Regions from separate parts of the Homo sapiens genome. Here region 1 is linked to region 2. The links are chromatin loops, found by intact Hi-C in ENCODE. Cell type or tissue: mammary epithelial cell. All regions are shown on one strand. Links, peaks and the distances in the headings refer to the core of each region. The heading gives the core; the rest is flanking DNA.

Region 1 (8,735 bases), core at 348-8,347, 54 kb after region 2:
CACCTGAATAAAAGTAACAGTAATTCCTTGATATCATCTCAAAAATTTCTTTTTACACACATCTACATGCATACTTGTAGCAGCACAATTCACAATTGCAAAGATATGGAACCGACCTAAGTGCCCATCAACCAATGAGTGGATAAAGAAAATGTGGTATATATCCACCATAGAATACTACTCAGCCATAAAAAGGAATAGAATAATGTCTTTTGCAGCAACTTGGATTGAGCTGGAAGCCATTATTCTAAGTGAAGTAACTCAGGAATGGAAAACCAGATACCTTGTTTTCTTACTTAAGTGGGAACTAAGCTGTGAGGACACAAAAACAATACAGAGCAATATAATGAAATTTGTGACCTGGGGAAGGAGTGGGCAAGGGGAGTGAGGGATAAAAGACTACATACTGAGTAGGGTGTACACTGTTTGGTTGACAGGTGCACTAAAATCTCAGAATTCACCACTGTAGAATTTATCCATGTAACCAAAAACCACTTATAACCCAAAAGCCATTTAAAAAAATTTTTTTAATGTCTTTTCAATGCCAGGTGTGGTGGCTCATGCTTATAATCCCAGCATTTTGGGAGGCCAAAGCAGGAGGATCGCTTGAGACCAGGAGTTCAAGAGCAGCCTGGGTAACATGGTGAGACCGCATCTCTTCAAAAAAAAAAAAAAATTAGTTGGGTGTGGTGGTATATGCCTGTAGTCCCAGCTTCTTGGGAGCCTGAGGTGGGAGGACTGCTTGATCTCAGGAGGTCAAGGCTATGTTGAGCCGTGTTCATGCCACTGTACTCCAGCCTGAGAAACAAAGCAAGACCCTGTCTCAAAAAAAAGTCTTTTTTTGGCTGCGTGTGGTAGCTCACCCCTATAATCCCAGCACTTTAGGAGGCCGAAGTGGGCAGAACACCTGAGGCTAGGAGTTCGAAACTAGCCTGGCCAACATGGTGAAACCCCATCTCCACTAAAAAACAAAAGTTAGCTAGGCATGGTGGCACGCACCTGTAATCCCAGCTACTCAGGAGGCTGAGGCAGGAGAATTGCTTGAACCCGGGAGGCAGAGGTTGCAGTGAGCTGAGATCGTGCCATTGCACTTCAGCCTGGGCAACACAGCAAGACTCCACCTCAAAAAAAAAAAAAAAGTCTCTTTGCAATTAAACTAAATTATGTCCCCCCACAAGTTCATACATATGTTGAAGCCCTAATTCCCAGTACCTTAGAATGTGACTGTTCATGTATTTGGAGATAGAGCCATTAAAGAGGTAATTAAGTTAAAATGAGATTGTTAGGGTGGGCCCTAATCCAATCTAACTGGTGTCCTTATAGAAAGAGGAGAATAGGACACGTAGCAGGACACTGGGAGTGTGCATATATAGAGAAATGACCATGCAAGGAGGTGGAAAGAGGGCAGCCATCTGCAAGCCAAGGAGAGAGGCCTCAGAGGAAACCAATCCTGCCAGCACCTTGATCTTGGACTCCTAGCCTCCAGAACTGTGAAAATACTAATTTCTGTTGCTTAAGCCACCCAGTGTGTGGTATTTTGTTATGGCAGGCCTAGCAAACTAACACATAGACTATCCGAATAAAAACAAGGTTCACACATGACATCTGGTTATAATTCTTAAGTCACTTTATTATTTTTTTCATGTCATTGACTTGTTGCGGAAGCCAAGTCAGTTGTCTGACAGAATGTTCTACATTCTAAATTTCTCTGTTTGTTTCCTTAGAGTGTAATTCCACTTGTCATCCTTTCCCCCATCTTTCCAATATATTAAAGTTAGCTCTAGAGACTTGATGAGATTTTAGGAGTCAACATTTGGGTAAGAATATTCCGTAAGTGGTTCTGCGTATTCTTTTTTTTTCTTTTTTTTTTTTGAGATGGAGTTTTGCTCTTCTTGGCCAGGCTGGAGTGCAATGGTGCAATCTCGGCACACCGCAACCTCCGTTTCCCGGGTTCAAGCGATTCTCCTGCCTCAGCCTCCAGAGTAGCTGGGATTATAGGCATGTGCCATCATACCTGGCTAATTTTGTATTTTTAGGAGAGATGGGGTTTCTCCATGTTGGTCAGACTGGTCTCGAACTCCCAACTTCAGGTGATCCGCCTGCCTTGGCCTCCCAAAGTGCTGGGATTACAAGTGTGAGCCACCAGGCCTGGCCTGCATATTCTCTTTTTAACCTGACAAAAAATGCATAGGTAAACTTAGTCGAGGTTCTTTTCTGCCTCTATTTGTCTTGACCATGTGCTGATGAAGCACCTGCTCATCTCCACACTATTTGTTTGGGTTAGTTGGTGACGTTCACTTCATCCTACAGAAGAGTTTTGCTTTGACCTACCCCTTGAGAGCTGAAAGGACGCCAAAGAAAGACTGGAAGTAGAAAAGACAGAGCCGTCCACTCTTTGTGACCATATTCCATATGTCCAGTGTGTGCCCACACTACAACCCTATCAGATGTCTCAATAGTAGTGATCCTTATTTCCTAGGACTCACTCACATCCTTGCCCACTGACTTCCCCATTAGAGCCTTTTAAACCCCCTGGGAATCTAAAGCTATATTATGACCCAGAGTTTAGATCTAACAGTAACAAAGCTTGCTAGGTTTGTGCTTGCTTCTTGGTTTTTTAAAAAACAACATTTGTTTTAGTAATACAAACACAGGTGGTTAAACTGTACAGAAAAGTAAGAGAACGATGAACACAAAAGTCAGGATAATCATTATGTCTGGTGAGGAGGAAAGGGGGTATGATTTCAGGGCAGAGAGTAGACAAACAGCTTCTAGGATACAAATAATGTTCCATCTGATAAATTGGATGGCAAATTCACAATTTTCTTTCTTTTATTTTTTGAGACAGCATCTCACTATTTTGCCCAGGCTGGTCTTGAACTCCTGGCCTCAAGAAATCCTCCAACCTCAGCCACCTGAGTAGCTGGAATTGCAAACATGTGCTACTGCATCTGGTCACAATTTTTATGTTCTTCTTTAAACTGTAAATATGTATTTAAAACATTCTTTCATATGCATTGTATGTTTCGCATTAATTATTTTTATGTAAGCAGTCCACCATAGCTAGAACACAGGGTTTGAAGAGTAGAGTAAAAGGAGAAAAGAATGGAAAAAGAGTGTACTCTAAAGGTAAATAGGAACCTTAATCATGCTCTCTTGGGAGTAACATCAGGGAACATTTATACCCAATATTAATTAAAATGACTTTCTCATAATCTATCTATCAAGAATGATAGGAAAAATCCATTTTTTCTAAGTTACCTAGATATGAAATACCCGACATCTTAAGCATCTCACTGGGGAACATAATAATATGGTTTTGATGTATTTTTCCAGGGAGAGGAGTTTCAGCTTGCCCTAGGGAACATGTTTGCCTCAAATTCTTTTTTTTTTTTTTTTTTTTTTTTTTTGAGACAGAGTCTTGCTCTGTCACTCAGGCTGGAATGCAACGGCATGACCTCAGCTCACTACAACCTCTGCTTTCCGGGTTCAAGTGATTCTCCTGCCTCAGCCTCCGGAGTAGCTAGGATTACAGGCACATGCTACCACACCCAGCTAATTTTTGTATTTTTAGTAGAGACGGGGGTTTCACCATGTTGGTCAGGCTGGTCTCGAACTCCTGACCTCAGGTGATCTGCTCACCTTGGCTTCCCAAAGTGCTGGGATTACAGGTGTCAGCCACTGAGCCCGGCCTGCCTCAAGTTCTTAAATGACACAAAGCTGGGAGGGATGTGGAACAAATGTTTTATATTACAGAATTAAAATATATCTTGGCAAGCTAGAGTGACAGGTCAAATTTAGGCCAATTTCTAATAACATCTCCCATTTGTTGAGAACACTCGATATGCCAAGAGCTTTACATAATTTATCTCACTTAATCCCTACAACCACACTGTGAAGCTGAAATCCAGGAAAGTAACTTGCCCAAGGTCATAAGGCAAGTTAATAACAGAGTTATGATTTGAACCTAGGTTTGCAGGCTCAAGTTTCAGTCTCAAGTGAGATTCCTTCAGCCACCAGAAATTAACATTCAAAACTGAATCCTCTGCTACCACACTGGGAATTAAGAAAACAATAATAAATAAATAAAAATCTCAATCCTCTTTAATTCAGCATGTCACCCTCAGAAAACTGCATCACCCAACCTCAAGCCCCTTGGGCATATGAGGGTATCAAGTACCTCCAAAGAATGATCAGATCAAATGAAAAAAAAACCAAACAAACAAAAACAAAAAAGAATAATCAGATCAGGCCATTTTCATTAATGTAACACTTGGGGACCTCGACAGCTGCCAGGAAACCTCCATCTGTCCTCAAGAGCAAGTCCATCCTCAAAAGCAAGCTGTAACAGGATTCTCTCTGCAACCCATTCCCAGCTCAGCCATGTCTGCCTCCCCATCTGTATTTAAGACTGCAAAACTCAAGCTCTGCAGTTATAAACGGAGGCCACTTACCACAAAGATTGCTGAGCAAGAGCCCTCAGCCAGGCTATTGCCTACCTTCAATTTTCTCTCGTCCTCAGGGGCACTGTGATTTGATGGGTGTGTACAGCTGAGAGAACAGCACAACCGGCTCCAGTGCACAGTCATATCCAATGGAGCTATCCCAAAAGACAGCCAGAGAATTTTAATGAAAACCAGAAAACCCCTGGCTGCTAAGTCCAACTGCGGTTCAGGCCTGCCAGCCCCTCCCCCTGCAGCTAAGAATCTCTGAGCCAGCTTTGCCCCAAAGAGCAGGGAAGAAAATCCATTTTGCACTCAGTAAATCCTTCCATAGCAGCCACTTCGCAGAGTCATTTAGGTTAAAGGTGAGGCATATGATAACTGCAACAGGACCCAGGGACCCTGAGAGGCACAGGGTGTGGCAGCAGCAGATTTGAGCCAACAGATTATGAAACAGTCATTTAAAAAAAAACAAAAAGTCTTTCCTTCTGCCAAAGCTCTCTGCCCACAGCTGCATACAAGGCTAGTGAGGAATCTTAACAAGCTTAAAGGGGCCGTATTTCAGATACTCCAGAACCAAGGTGGGAGGAAATAAGTATTTTGAGCACTTACTATGTATCAGGTGCTCTGATCTCATTTCATCCTCACTGTGAGATGGGAACTGTAAACTGCAGGTAACAGATAAGAACATTGACTCAGAGAGGTTCCATAACTTGTCCAAGGAACACAGTTAGCAAGAGGGGAAGCAAGACTGAAAGTTCAGTGTGGGTGAGGCTCATCAGAAGTATCAAACTTTTTGTTCACAGAGAGCAGAAAAAAATAAAAAGAAAAGAAAGGAAAAGAAATACTAAACTCAAAATCCTGACTAATAAAAAGAATGATCATTTATTGACCACTGGCTATGTGCCAGGCACTAAGCTAATATTTTTACATGCACCGTATCATCTAATCCTCACAGCAACTAGATAAGATACAGGTCATTATTACCTCCATTTAATAATGAGCAAACTATGGCTCAGACATTCAATAATTTGATCAAGGTCACTGCATCACCAGGATTGGAACCCAGGTCTACCTAATTCTAGAGTGCTCACCTTAAAACACTCATCCTAACAGCATTCAGAAGGGAGCCACCTAGATCATCATGCCAAGCACGCAAGTTGCAGCAAGATTTCTGCTCCCCTCCCCAGCAGGTAATGCATATTCCAGACTTGCCTTTCAATTCCTCCCAGCAATCTTCAGTGGAGGCACAGTATCACTGGCTCTGGGGAAGGTGATAGCTATGTCTCTACCTTCCCATGCACCATGGACTCAGTTGTCCCGACATGAGTGAAGGAGAAGGCCACCACCATGATCCAGAGACTCACATGAGTATAGAAGCAGACAGCTTCTTTCCCCAGGCCCTGCTCCATAGGCCCATGCAACCTCAAGCAGCAACCTCTTCCTCAACAGCTCACAGGCCTGTTTTGTATTCTTAACAGGAGACCACGTGCCTCCTTTTTAAGCAACTGTGATTTCCCAAGGGAGATGACTGTCTAGACACAGCATCTATCTTGACAACCAGACTGGGCCACACGATGTTAGGTTTGATAATTTAATTTTAGGGTCTGTGTTCAGCTCTCCAGTGAAGGCTCTGTGCTTGGCACCCCTGGGTAATCAGATCGAGTATCACTCAGTGCAACAGCTGACACCCTGGGTTAGAACTGTCTTTCCAGCCAGGCAAGTGTTACTTGCGGGAAGTCACAGGCATCTTATGGATCACACACACACAGGCACAACACACAAACAGTTCCATTAATGAGGCTGAAACTTGATAGAACTCTTCTATGCATGTTCAGAATTAAGTGCCAGGCTTTGACTGGTGGTGGACTGAATACTTAATATGTATCAGGTACTGTGGTGGGTACATTCACAGCCAATATCTTAACTGACCCGCACAACATTCTGTAAGGTAGATAGAACTGCTATTATACAGATGAGGCAACTAAAGCCCAGAAAGATAGCATAATTTGCCCAAAGTCACACAGGAAGTGGCAAAGCTCAGGTTCAAATTCTTTTTTTTTTTTTTTTGAGATGGAGTCTCACTCCACCTCCCAGGCTGGAGTGCAGTGGCACGATCTTGGCTCACTGCAACCTCCACCTCCCAGGTTCACACAATTCTCCTGCTTCAGCCTCCACAGTAGTTGGGAATACAGGCAGGCACCACCATGCCCAGCTAATTTTTGTATTTTTAATGGAGACAAGGTTTTATTATGTTGGCCAGAGCTGGTCTCGAACTCCTGACCTCAAGTGATCTTCCTGCCTCGGCCTCCCAAAGTGCTGGGATTACAGGCATGAGCCACCAGGCCTGGCCTCAAATTCATTTTTAATACAACTTCAACACCCTTTCAGTCAATTATGAGTCCATTCATTTATTCCTCAGATAGTTATTGAGCACTTTCTATGAGCCAGCTACTGTGACACCTACAGAGGATACAACTGTTAACATAAGGTAGGTCCAGTTACCAAAGAACTACTGTTCTCATGAGGATAGATGACAATGCAGATAGATAATTACAGAATGATGAGATGAGGCCTCAGAGGACTGATGGGATCAGGCCTCTCTGAGAAAGTGAGATGTGAGCTGAGACCTGAAAGATGAGAATAAGCCAGGCATTTGCAAAGCTAGGAAAAGAGCGCAGGCAATAGATACAAGAAGTGCAAGGGTTAGCTACCAGAAAAGGCTTGGCGTGTCCAAGGAACATAAAGGAGAACAGGGACCAAGGCTGGGTGAGCAACAGGGAAAAAAGAACGGTTGAGATGACACAGGGCCTCGTTGACCATGGAAAACACTTTGAATTTTGTCCAAAGGGCAATGGGAGATCAAAGAAGAGTTTTAATCAGGGAAATAGTGTAATCTGACTTGCGCTTTAAAGAGATAATTCTGGTTGCTGTGTGGAGAAGTGAGTGTAGGGAGTGGGCAAGACTTAAGAATAGGGGAGAGATAATGGTGGCCTGGACCAAGATAATGGTAGGGGAGAGGATTTTATATTTGGGAATAACAAAGAAAATACTTGAGGTGATACTAAGTGTTTTTTTAAAAAATAAATAAATAAAAACTTTGAAATTTAATTACAATTTTAAAAAATAAAAAGACAAACGAATTTTTTTTTTGAGACAAAGTCTTATTCTGTCACCCAGGCTGGACTACAGTGGTGTGATCTCGGCTCACTGCAACCTCTGCCTCCAGGGTTCAAGCAATTCTCCTGCCTCAGCCTCCCTAGTAGCTGGGATTACAGGCGCCCACCACCATGCCTGGCTAATTTTTGTATTTTTAGTAGAGACAGGGTTTCGCCATGTTGGCCGGACTGGTCTTGAACTCCTGACCTCACGTGATCCACTCACCTCGGCCTCCCAAAGTGCTGGGATTACAGGTGTGAGCCACTGGACCCAGCCGAATGAATTTTTTAAAAAATAATGAAAATACTTGCTGATGAATGGTATGTGAATGGTGAAGGGAACAAACTCCTGGGTTTCTAGCTTGAACAACTGGGTAGAGAGTGGTACCACGTATTAAGAGAGACTGGAGGAGAAGCAAAATGCTCGTGAGATAGCCAACTATATCACACTAAGAAGAAAAAAAAAGTGGACCCCAGTTGTGTTTGTTCAAGGGGAAGCTAGGAATTAAAGGCCTGAAGCTGCTACTCTGGTGAAGATAAAGTGTTTGGGGGTTATGATAGAGAGTAAAGTGCAAGAATCTGAAAGGATGCCTTAGGAAACAGGGGTTCCACTTACTTCATGTGGCCATCACTGCCAAACTGGGACCAACGTGCGGAAGACAGACAGGAAAGGAATTCAGTCTGACATAAGGAAGGCTGTCTCGTGGTCAGAGTGAAATAAGCTGCCTTGGGAGTGGGAGAGGGTGAATGATGACTTCTCTGTCATTGGAAGGGTTAAAGAAAAAAACAGATGACTCCTTGACTGGAGGGTTAGAGAGAGAATTCAGTAATTGAATAGGGAAAATGCTACATAAAATCCTTCTAAACTCTGGAATTCTGTGGTTTTAAGATAAAATCTTAATTAATCTAACCTTCAGGACTGGAGTTTCTCCAACAGGGCAGAACTCCCTTGGTATGTCCTACCTCTCAGAAGGCAAATGAGATCAACGTTAGCTAATTTTAGTCACTATAAAGTGACTCCTAGTTCATTTCTAAGTGTCAAACAAGATGCTGAAAGGCTTTTTGGTGTAGGTGAAAGGCATATGCTATGGAACTGGATATCCCATATCTGCAATTGATTAGCGCTGTGTCCTCT
Region 2 (8,735 bases), core at 310-8,309:
CCTTTTAAGGCACCCTTTCAGAAATGGAGTTCTTTTCTTTGAAGCCAGGAAAGTTTCTTTGTTTTGTCTCTTAAGGATCTACACTTGGCATCAGACCATTCAAAGTCTGCTCTTAATTAAAGTGAAAAAGAACTAATATTTGAGTGCTAACTGTTTACCAAGCACTGTACTTTCAACTTATCTCATCTAATTTTCACAATAATCCTGACAGGTCTATCTCATAGATGAGAAGATTGATGCTCAAATATTGTGCTTCGTCTAAAGTCTCAGCTAATTTGTGGCATACTAGAACTCCTCACACCTAAACTAGTGTTTCCCCTTCTATATAACTCCCCACATCACTCTCCAAAGTGTCAAAGTCAGCAACCACCACCGATTCCGTCAGGAACTAGAACACAGCATCTCCAAAAATTCTGCTTTAAATCAATGGAAAAGTAAAATTTTGGCTCATACCTCAAGAAGTCAAAGAAGTGGTGACTAGCCTTTGTGCTCTGACCTCTTGTCCAAAGGAGTCCAAGAAAGTCTCAATCAAACTCAAATAGATTTGTCACCATACAGATTTAAGACCAATGACTTAAAAAAACAAAACAAAACCATAAAAAAAGACCAATGAAGAGCCGTCTATCAGCCTTGCAAGGGTGAAAGTTATTTTGCAGGTGGAATAATTTGGGCCATAGGCTTCAATAGCAAAAATTGCTTACAGTTACCTCTAATTTGCAAGTCAAAAATACTTGTTTTTATTGCTTTCCACATAAAGCAATTTGACCTCAGTTCTTTTAAACTCATGTATTCTCAAGAGAATCAAACCAACTAAGGAAATGTCATTGATACTTTTCTAAAATAGATCTTGTGGACTGCTTTATGTCAGTGACCCACCAGCCCATCTCTCTTGGGAGTTGGTCTGTTTGTGAGAACTTTAACAGAAGATTCTGCTCTGTTAAAAAGGCCTATCCTAAAATCTTGAAAGAGACACCCATTATTTATTAAACAGAGCAAGGCCTATGTTTAGCAAGTGATAAATGAATATACTTCATGTAACTTCTACTAAAACAATACCTTTTGATTCAACAGGACATCAATGAATGGACCGACAAAGCAAGTCCAGCATAGGGCATAATGGAGGGCCAGTCTCTTGGCCTAACAACGTGCAACCAACCTCTTCCCTGAAAGATAAAGGTGGGATGCACTTGTGGCAGAAGAACGAGGCCCCATTAAAAAAATCATTAGCTATGAATTAACAGATATTTAATTGAACATGTTATGAGAGGCAAAGTACTACATACAACATGGAATTTAGGTTAATAGGTCACCTGCTCCAATCTCCAACCAATTGGATCCTCTCCACATCTTTGCCTCTTGACAGAGGCTATTACCTGAGGCAGACTGTCCCATAGTGAACCAACTTTTTGAGAATGGTCGCCCTGACATGGAACCCAAATCTGTGTCCCTACGGCCTCATTCAGTAGGCCTCATTCCACCCCTCTGAACCACAGAGCATCTTGTTCTAATGCACTAATTGTATTCCCCTCTTTTTCCTAACCTAAGTCTCCCCAAATCCTTCAAGTATTCTTTAAATGGCTTGCATTTAAAATTCCTTCATCAGACTGGTAATGCCTCAATTTGTTTTTAATTTCAAAGTATGGCTCCTGGAAATGATAATAACATTCCAACATCAAGGGACTGAGGAGAGGAGATGAAATGCCATCTCCCTTACTCTAATGTTGCTATATTAATATGTGTTTTGAAGGGATGATAATTTCTTAATTCAGTATGAAAAAATTACCAGTGTGAAGAATGTAAAGGAAGGCATCTTTCCTTCCAAACGCAAATAGGCTCATGCCACAGAAATGAAATCCAAAAAGAAAGTAAAGAAAACATATCCCTCCCTTATCCCAAAATTAGTGTTTAACCATGCTGCTTAAATGGAACACATTTTGTCTGAAGGATGAGAAGCAAATGTTGTTTCACAGCTTTTAATTCTTTAGCGAAGTCTCAAAAGTATCATAGTATAAACATGTCAGGACCATGGTTGAGAAAAGTAACCAGTTGCAGTTAAAACAACAACAACAACAACAAAAAATTTTGGAAAAAAAGGAATGGCAAACTCTAGAAGATCTCTCCCAGAGGCTAATAGAGCAATGATCCCTAAGTACTCATTACTATGAAATACAGAGTTCTACAAGATTAAGAAATAAAAAAGACATTAGATTTTTGCCCTAAATGACAGGTAATAAATCTAAACTTAGGAACATTTCCTCACAGTTCAAAAAGTTCTGCCCACCTTGATTAACTTGTTTTCTGAATACCTTTAGTTGCTGGCTTAGTGGAGAAGGCCATTGGTTTGATATGCAAAAAAAAAAAAAAAGATTTTTTTCTGATTGTGCTATTTCATTCATGTGGCTTGGCTTAAAAGAAGATGTTTCACTTTAGTAGGAAGACCAATTCAAACATCATTTACAACTGACGTTTATTCAGTATGAGTCATGAACTGAAACTTGGTGTGGGATCTGGTGGAATTATGGGCTAGCTTAAAGGGTAATGTGGCAAATCATTGGCCTAATTCTGTGGGAATCACCAGTGTCCTCCCAAGGCATATATTCATGAATGAAAGAAGATAAGAACCCAGTCCTTTGCTAAATCTGGCGTCTCTGGCCAAATCTAAACGGCTTAAATAATCCTCATCCAAATATCTTATTTTGGCCAATCGTTTCTACCTTCCTTATAAACTCTAAATCAGAACTTGACACATTGTCAAATCAACCCATTTAACTTTCATTTTTAGTTTTCTTGCCACTTTACTCAGGGAGAGATAAAAACGTGAAATGATTAAAAGACCGAGAAAAAGAAAGGCCAGGAAGAACCCATGGCCTAATCTAAGTAATCCATCAAAAAAGATAATTGGCCCTGTAAATTCAAAAAATATTAATATAATTCAACAGATTTAATAAAAGCACACAAAGGGAGAAAAAGCCTTCTATGGGCAAAGAAGCACAAAATCCTTTGAGGATGTAGTCTATACAAAGCCATAAGAAAATATCATTATCAGCAAACTATTATTTCATAGATTTTCCCAAGCCTGACTCCATGACATGAGTATCATGCATTTTCACTGGAAACTGAAAAAAGTTTTGCCATATATTTAATAACTTTATTGAATGAAGAAAAAGATCACACCAAAAATGGAGGAATACATCAACCCTGGTGGTCTTAGTAGACCGAGCCAAATTAAACTATATGATAAAGCAATTTCTCTTTTTTCATCCACCACTAAATGAGAGTTCATTTTTATCTAAAGAAGGCTCATCTTAGCAAATATTGCCATGACAATAAGACTGTTAGGCAAACCAATAAATTTAGGTTCTGGCCTGGGTTAAGATGACTGTATTTAGTGTCCTTTCTCAAGTTCTACTTGAAGGAATTTCTGTTTAATCAAAAAAAGCTCCCCCAACCACTACCACCCCACCTTGGCACTTAAATGTTTATTTGACTAATATTTATTGCACCTACAATATTGTCAGGGATTGTTTTCAAACTTCAGATATATTAGTAGACAAGTATCCATAAGGCCTAATCTGGAATTCATACAACTAAGAAAAAAAGAAACAAAGTCCCACATTCTCATGTGTTCCTGCTGATGGGCTGTGGATGGGTAAGTTATGGAAAGGCTGGGAGGAGCAACAAGGAAGATAGAGGCCAAGACCAGAGCTTTTTAATCCCCTTCTGAGTCTGGCCAAGGGTATATAGAGAAGGCTAAACCCTAGGGAATAATACAAGTGTGACCCTAAAAGGTATTATTTTGCAACTAAATCAGTCCAATCTAACACAGCCATTTCCTCTAAGTTCACAAAGCAACTTTATTTTCAACACACTTGCAACTGTGAGACAAAGTTGGGTCATCATGTGCTGGGGACACTGGATTTTTGCCCTAAATGACAGGTAATAAATCTAAACTTAGGAACATTTTCTTACAGTTTAAAAAAAATTCTTCTGCCCTCCTTGATTAACTTGTTTTCTGAATACATTTAGTTGCTGGCTTAGTGGAGAGGATGGGGAGGGAAAGGCAACAATTATTATAAATTATTTTGGTTTTTATTAAAATGACTTTTCTTTCCTGCAGAGACAGATTCTAAAAGAAAAACAAGTCAAACTTCTGGGATGCCTTTCTCTTTCCCACAGGATCAGGAAAAACACAGTGAGGCCAACCAAAAGTATCAGCCCCTTAAAAAATATGCATAATCTCATGTGCAAGACACTGGTCAATCTAGAACCTGCTAGAGAAATGCCAGAAATGCTTTATCCACATCATGTCTCTACATGACTAATTTCTTTACAATTAAATAGCTTTCAAACATCAACATATCAGAACTGAGATTGTCACCATCTACAGCAACAGTGGAATTACACATCATATCCTTATTCCATTACTCATCCCTCAGTTATGCTAAGCAGCAAGCTACAGAAACATCTGACAGCATCAACAGCATACAGGTTTAATTATTTTCCCAATTTGCATTTATATCAGTGAACAAATTGGAAGCTATCAAAGTATGGCACTGAAGAAAAAGAAACACATATTCAGCAGCACATCTCCCATTTTGAGTCCTGTTTTTAAATTGGCTAAGTAAAGGCATATACACCTCCATTTGAATTGGAGATTTGCAGTAACACAGGCATATAAGGATGGGAGGGAAGGAGGGAGGGAGGGAGGGAAGAAGAAAAGGAGAGACCAGAAAAATAGAGAGGAAAAGAGAAAGAAAAAAGAAAGAACATATGGTTAAGCGTCTGAAGGTAACATTATTACAAGAAGGAGGGGATAAATGACAGTTCAATCTGCTTCCACGAGCAGAATTTTTCTAAGGTTATCATCGAAGATATAAAAATGGGTCGTGAGACTTTTCATCTGTTGCTATTCTCACTTATCATACTAAAAAATCTACAAAATCCTAAGCCTTGGTCTGTCCAAGATGGAGAGTACCAGGAAGTAAAAGATGTGACCTACTATCAAGGACTGTGCTCTGCTAGGAGCCCTGCACTACAGTCCATTAATCCACAGTATTTTGGTCATATCTGGTCTGTTTCCTCATACTACTCAAAATGTGTTAGAGCTAAGTTTTTATATTAGAATGTCATCAACCATTTGTTTATTTTTTTCATTTTGCAAACGTTTTCATTTACATAAAGGGCTGGAGAGACAAGAAAGTGGTAGAGATTCAGAGGGGAACATAAAAGGAAAAGTATTCTCTTTTCCCAAAAATCCACCTTTAAAAAGGTAGTAATGAGACTTTGAGAAAGAGTGCTGATTCATGGACTTCCCCCATTTTTTTATTTCTATATAACACATTTAAGGACATTAATGTACTAAAACGTTTGGTCTGTGAAATAGCGGAATCATTAGCACCAAAAGGAGTTATGGAGCTTGTATATATTATTAAAACAATGATTGTTACTGTTGGTCATGGGTAAAGGTTTCATTTCATTTTTACATCCCAAAGTTCTTGAAAGTGCCTGTGGACAAGAGAAATAACACTTTTCAAAATCTCCATGGGGTCGTCAATACGCACCACAGAGACTGTACTTGGCCTTCCCAGTTTTGGTTTATCTGGTAGACAAGAAAACCAGGGCCCCCAGATGATTACCACCGAAGCCCTAAAGAAGAGTTCCCACATGCACCCACTGATGTGCAGGAGGGATCCCTACAGTACATTTCCCCCCGGACTCTGTTTAGGAATGCGCTTTTACTTGCTTTTTAAAAAAACAAAAGCAACATGCTCTGCAGATCATGGAGTGCCTAGTGCAATTTTCTCCTTGCTCCAACTCCAGACTGGAAAAGGGTGAAACCATTATATGTTCTGCTAATGCTGGCCTGTGGTCGAGGCCCTTGGCCTGCCATGCTTTGTAAGCTCAGGAGCCCACAGGAGTCAGAAGGTCAGAGAGCGGGAGCCACAGTCATCGCCAGATCTCCCCAGCATCTCATGGCCCATCAGGGCAGTTGCTGATTCCTTTTCTTCTCCGTGCCTCAGCCTTTAGTTGAAATTACAACAAGTCAAATAGCTGATGCTTTTCCCTTCTCCAGGTAAGGGTGAGGATACATTGTTCACAAGTGTGTTCTGTCTGGCTTCACTGATGAGTCGGCATGCTAAGTCAAGGAAGAGTTTCTCCACATTATCAGATTCCTTGGCTGAGGTCTCCAGATAATACATGTCCTGAGCTTCTGAGAATTCTTCAGCTCGCTGCTGGGAAACCTCTCTCCTTTCAGCCAGGTCAATCTTGTTGCCTATAACAGTAGTAAAATCAAATAAAGAATCAGCATTTGACTTTTTGCAGGCTGAGAAGCATCAAAATTCAACTCCATATCTGAAGTCAAGCCAGACAGATGGGCGAGTAAAACAAAACAAATGTGACTGTGATTACTGAAATGTTTACTTTAAAATATGAGTGCCAGCTGGGCGCAGTGGCTCACACCTGTAATCCCAGCACTTTAGGAGGCCAAGGCGGGTGGATCACCAGGTCAGGAGTTCGAGACTAGCCTGGCCAATATGGTGAAACCCCGTCTCTACTAAAAATACAAAAATTAGCCAGGTGTGGTGGCACGCACCTGTAGTCCCAGCTACTTGGGAGGCTGAGGCAGAAGAATCGCTTGAACCCCAGAGGCAGAGGTTGCAGTGAGTCGAGATCATGCCACTGCACTCTAGCTTGGGTGACAGAGTGAGACTCTGTCTCAAAAAAAATAAATAAATAAAAAATGAGTGCCATTCATAATGGCAAGAACTGGAGACAACCCAAATGTCCATCGGTAGGGCACTGACTGAATAAAGTATGGCACATCCACCCAATGGAGTATTTGCTGCCATAAAAATCAATTAGGAGTATTTCTATATACTGCCATGTAATGGAAACACTGGGATATACTGTTAACCAAAAAAAAAGCGAAGCAGAAAAAAAAAGCATATACAATACGCAACTGTCTATCCAAGAAAAAGGGAAGGATATGAATACATATATTATACACACATTTTATTTATTTTTTTAATAGAAGACTAGACCAAAATCTTAATTTAAAAGAAAATGGTTACCTATGAAAGGAACAGGGTTGAGGTGAAAGGAATAGAAACCAGACCTCTCTGAATATACTTTGTTTTGTAGATTTTACTTTAGGAACTTAAAAATGCTTTATATAATTATACAATTAATTTCAAAATTAAATTTAAAAAGCAATCCCTAAAAACTGAGAGCAAAATTAAACAAATGAACATGTTCATCATGTGTGGAATAACCACACAGACCGTAACCCTTTTTTTCTTTTAACTGAGACAAGGTCTGGCTCTATTGCCCAGGCTGGAGGGCAGTGGCGCGATCCTGACTTGCTGCAACTCCACCTCCTGGGCTCAAGCCATCTTCTCCCACCTCAGCCTCCCAAGTAGCTGGGACTACAGGCAGGCACTACCATGCCCAGCTAATTTTTTTTTTTTATTTTTTGCAGAGACAGAGTTTCGCCACGTCCAGGCTGGTCTTGAACTTGTGAGCTTAAGCGATCCACCTGCCTCGGCCTCCAGAAGTGCTGGGATTACACGCAATTGAGCCACCGAGCCGGGCCAACAGAGTAACTATTTCAAGGTGCTTAAGATACAGTAATTTAACAGTGCAACCCCAGTGGTATATAGCCTAAGGACAAAAAGAATTGAAGGAAACAATCTTGAACTGTTTCAGTAATCATCTTTTTGGTGGTACTGTTGGTATTATTATTCTGAGGTTGCTATCTGTGTATTATGGGATAAAGCAAATGAGTAATTATGCTGGTACCATTGGGAACTGGGACTTTTGGCATAGGAAAAAGGAAATATAAATATAAAATTAATGTGGTTAAGTAAAATTTCTGCAGTCCTGAATTATAAATAGAAGTATCAGTATGAATAATTCATGATGTATTTTATCTTTAAAAAGTTTTCCACCTACCTCAAATTCTCCAGGAAACCTGACAAAGGTGTGTCAATTGTATTATCTGGCAACACCGCTTATGGTAAAAATGACCCCTGATTGATAAATGACTTCTGGCCTGGGAATTCTATCTAAGAATTATAAATACCTAATGGAAAGCCATAACTTTGAGCTTCCCTGAATGTGGTGACTTCATTTGAAGAGACCCTGGAAGTTATGATTGTGGAGTTGTTATAATAGATTTAGTCTCCTATGGGGTATTGAGGCTGCTAGGCCAAGGCAGATCCTCCATCTGTTTGACATGAGCCTTGTTCCCTCATACTAGAATCGTCTGGGGGTTGCGGACTGGGTAGGAGGTCCTGGAAAATTACGTGGACTGCTACTGGGATTACTTCCACTGAAGAGGGTTGCCGGATGCTGATCTGCTGTCAAGCTGTATTTCCTGTCCTGTGTCCTTCTAAGTGAACACGATGCCACGCGTGGTCTACGGTAGTCTTGTGAGTCGGAACGCTAGCAGAACCTAATAGGAAAACTCTCTTGAGGATACTACAGAATCCACCACACACATGCACACATACACACAAGCTCTGTCCACTGAAAGGCCTAAAAACAATGGCCCATCAGGAGGGCTCCTAACACCTCGGTTGTGGCCTCTAAATACGACTTCCCATTGAAAAGAAAGCACTTCTTGAAGAAATGGCTAATTCCAGGTCTGGGGCAGGAAATGCACAAGTTGTGGCTGGAACACTTGTCATACCAGAAAGCAAAAAAATTATCCAACATTCCTGGGGTCATGTCAA

The links. Hi-C counts contacts between places; a loop is a spot of excess contacts. Peaks named below come from ENCODE experiments on the same cell type or tissue, not always from the same donor. Only the 100,000 strongest peaks of a DNase experiment are listed, where the experiment ranks them.
Region 1: it touches region 2 in a loop (3-fold over the local background); 11 of 110 quality-filtered maps call a loop at or near these places.

What each region holds. Positions count from the first base shown.
Region 1 is chr11:83,029,673-83,038,407 of GRCh38, forward strand. All of the region lies in intron 1 of RAB30 (RAB30, member RAS oncogene family), which reads right to left. Among named protein-coding and RNA genes, the nearest start is that of SNORA70E, 7.6 kb to the right of the region's middle. In mammary epithelial cell, for the core only: no CTCF peak of the experiment used is centred there; no DNase peak of the experiment used is centred there; H3K4me3 peaks cover 924 bases; H3K27ac peaks cover 332 bases.
Region 2 is chr11:82,976,142-82,984,876 of GRCh38, forward strand. It overlaps RAB30 (RAB30, member RAS oncogene family), which reads right to left. Exons shown (of 5, transcript NM_001286060.2): 5 at 1-6,274. The coding sequence ends at 6,024. Among named protein-coding and RNA genes, the nearest start is that of SNORA70E, 61 kb to the right of the region's middle. In mammary epithelial cell, for the core only: no CTCF peak of the experiment used is centred there; DNase peaks (open chromatin) are centred at 2,490 and 4,370; H3K27ac peaks cover 2,330 bases.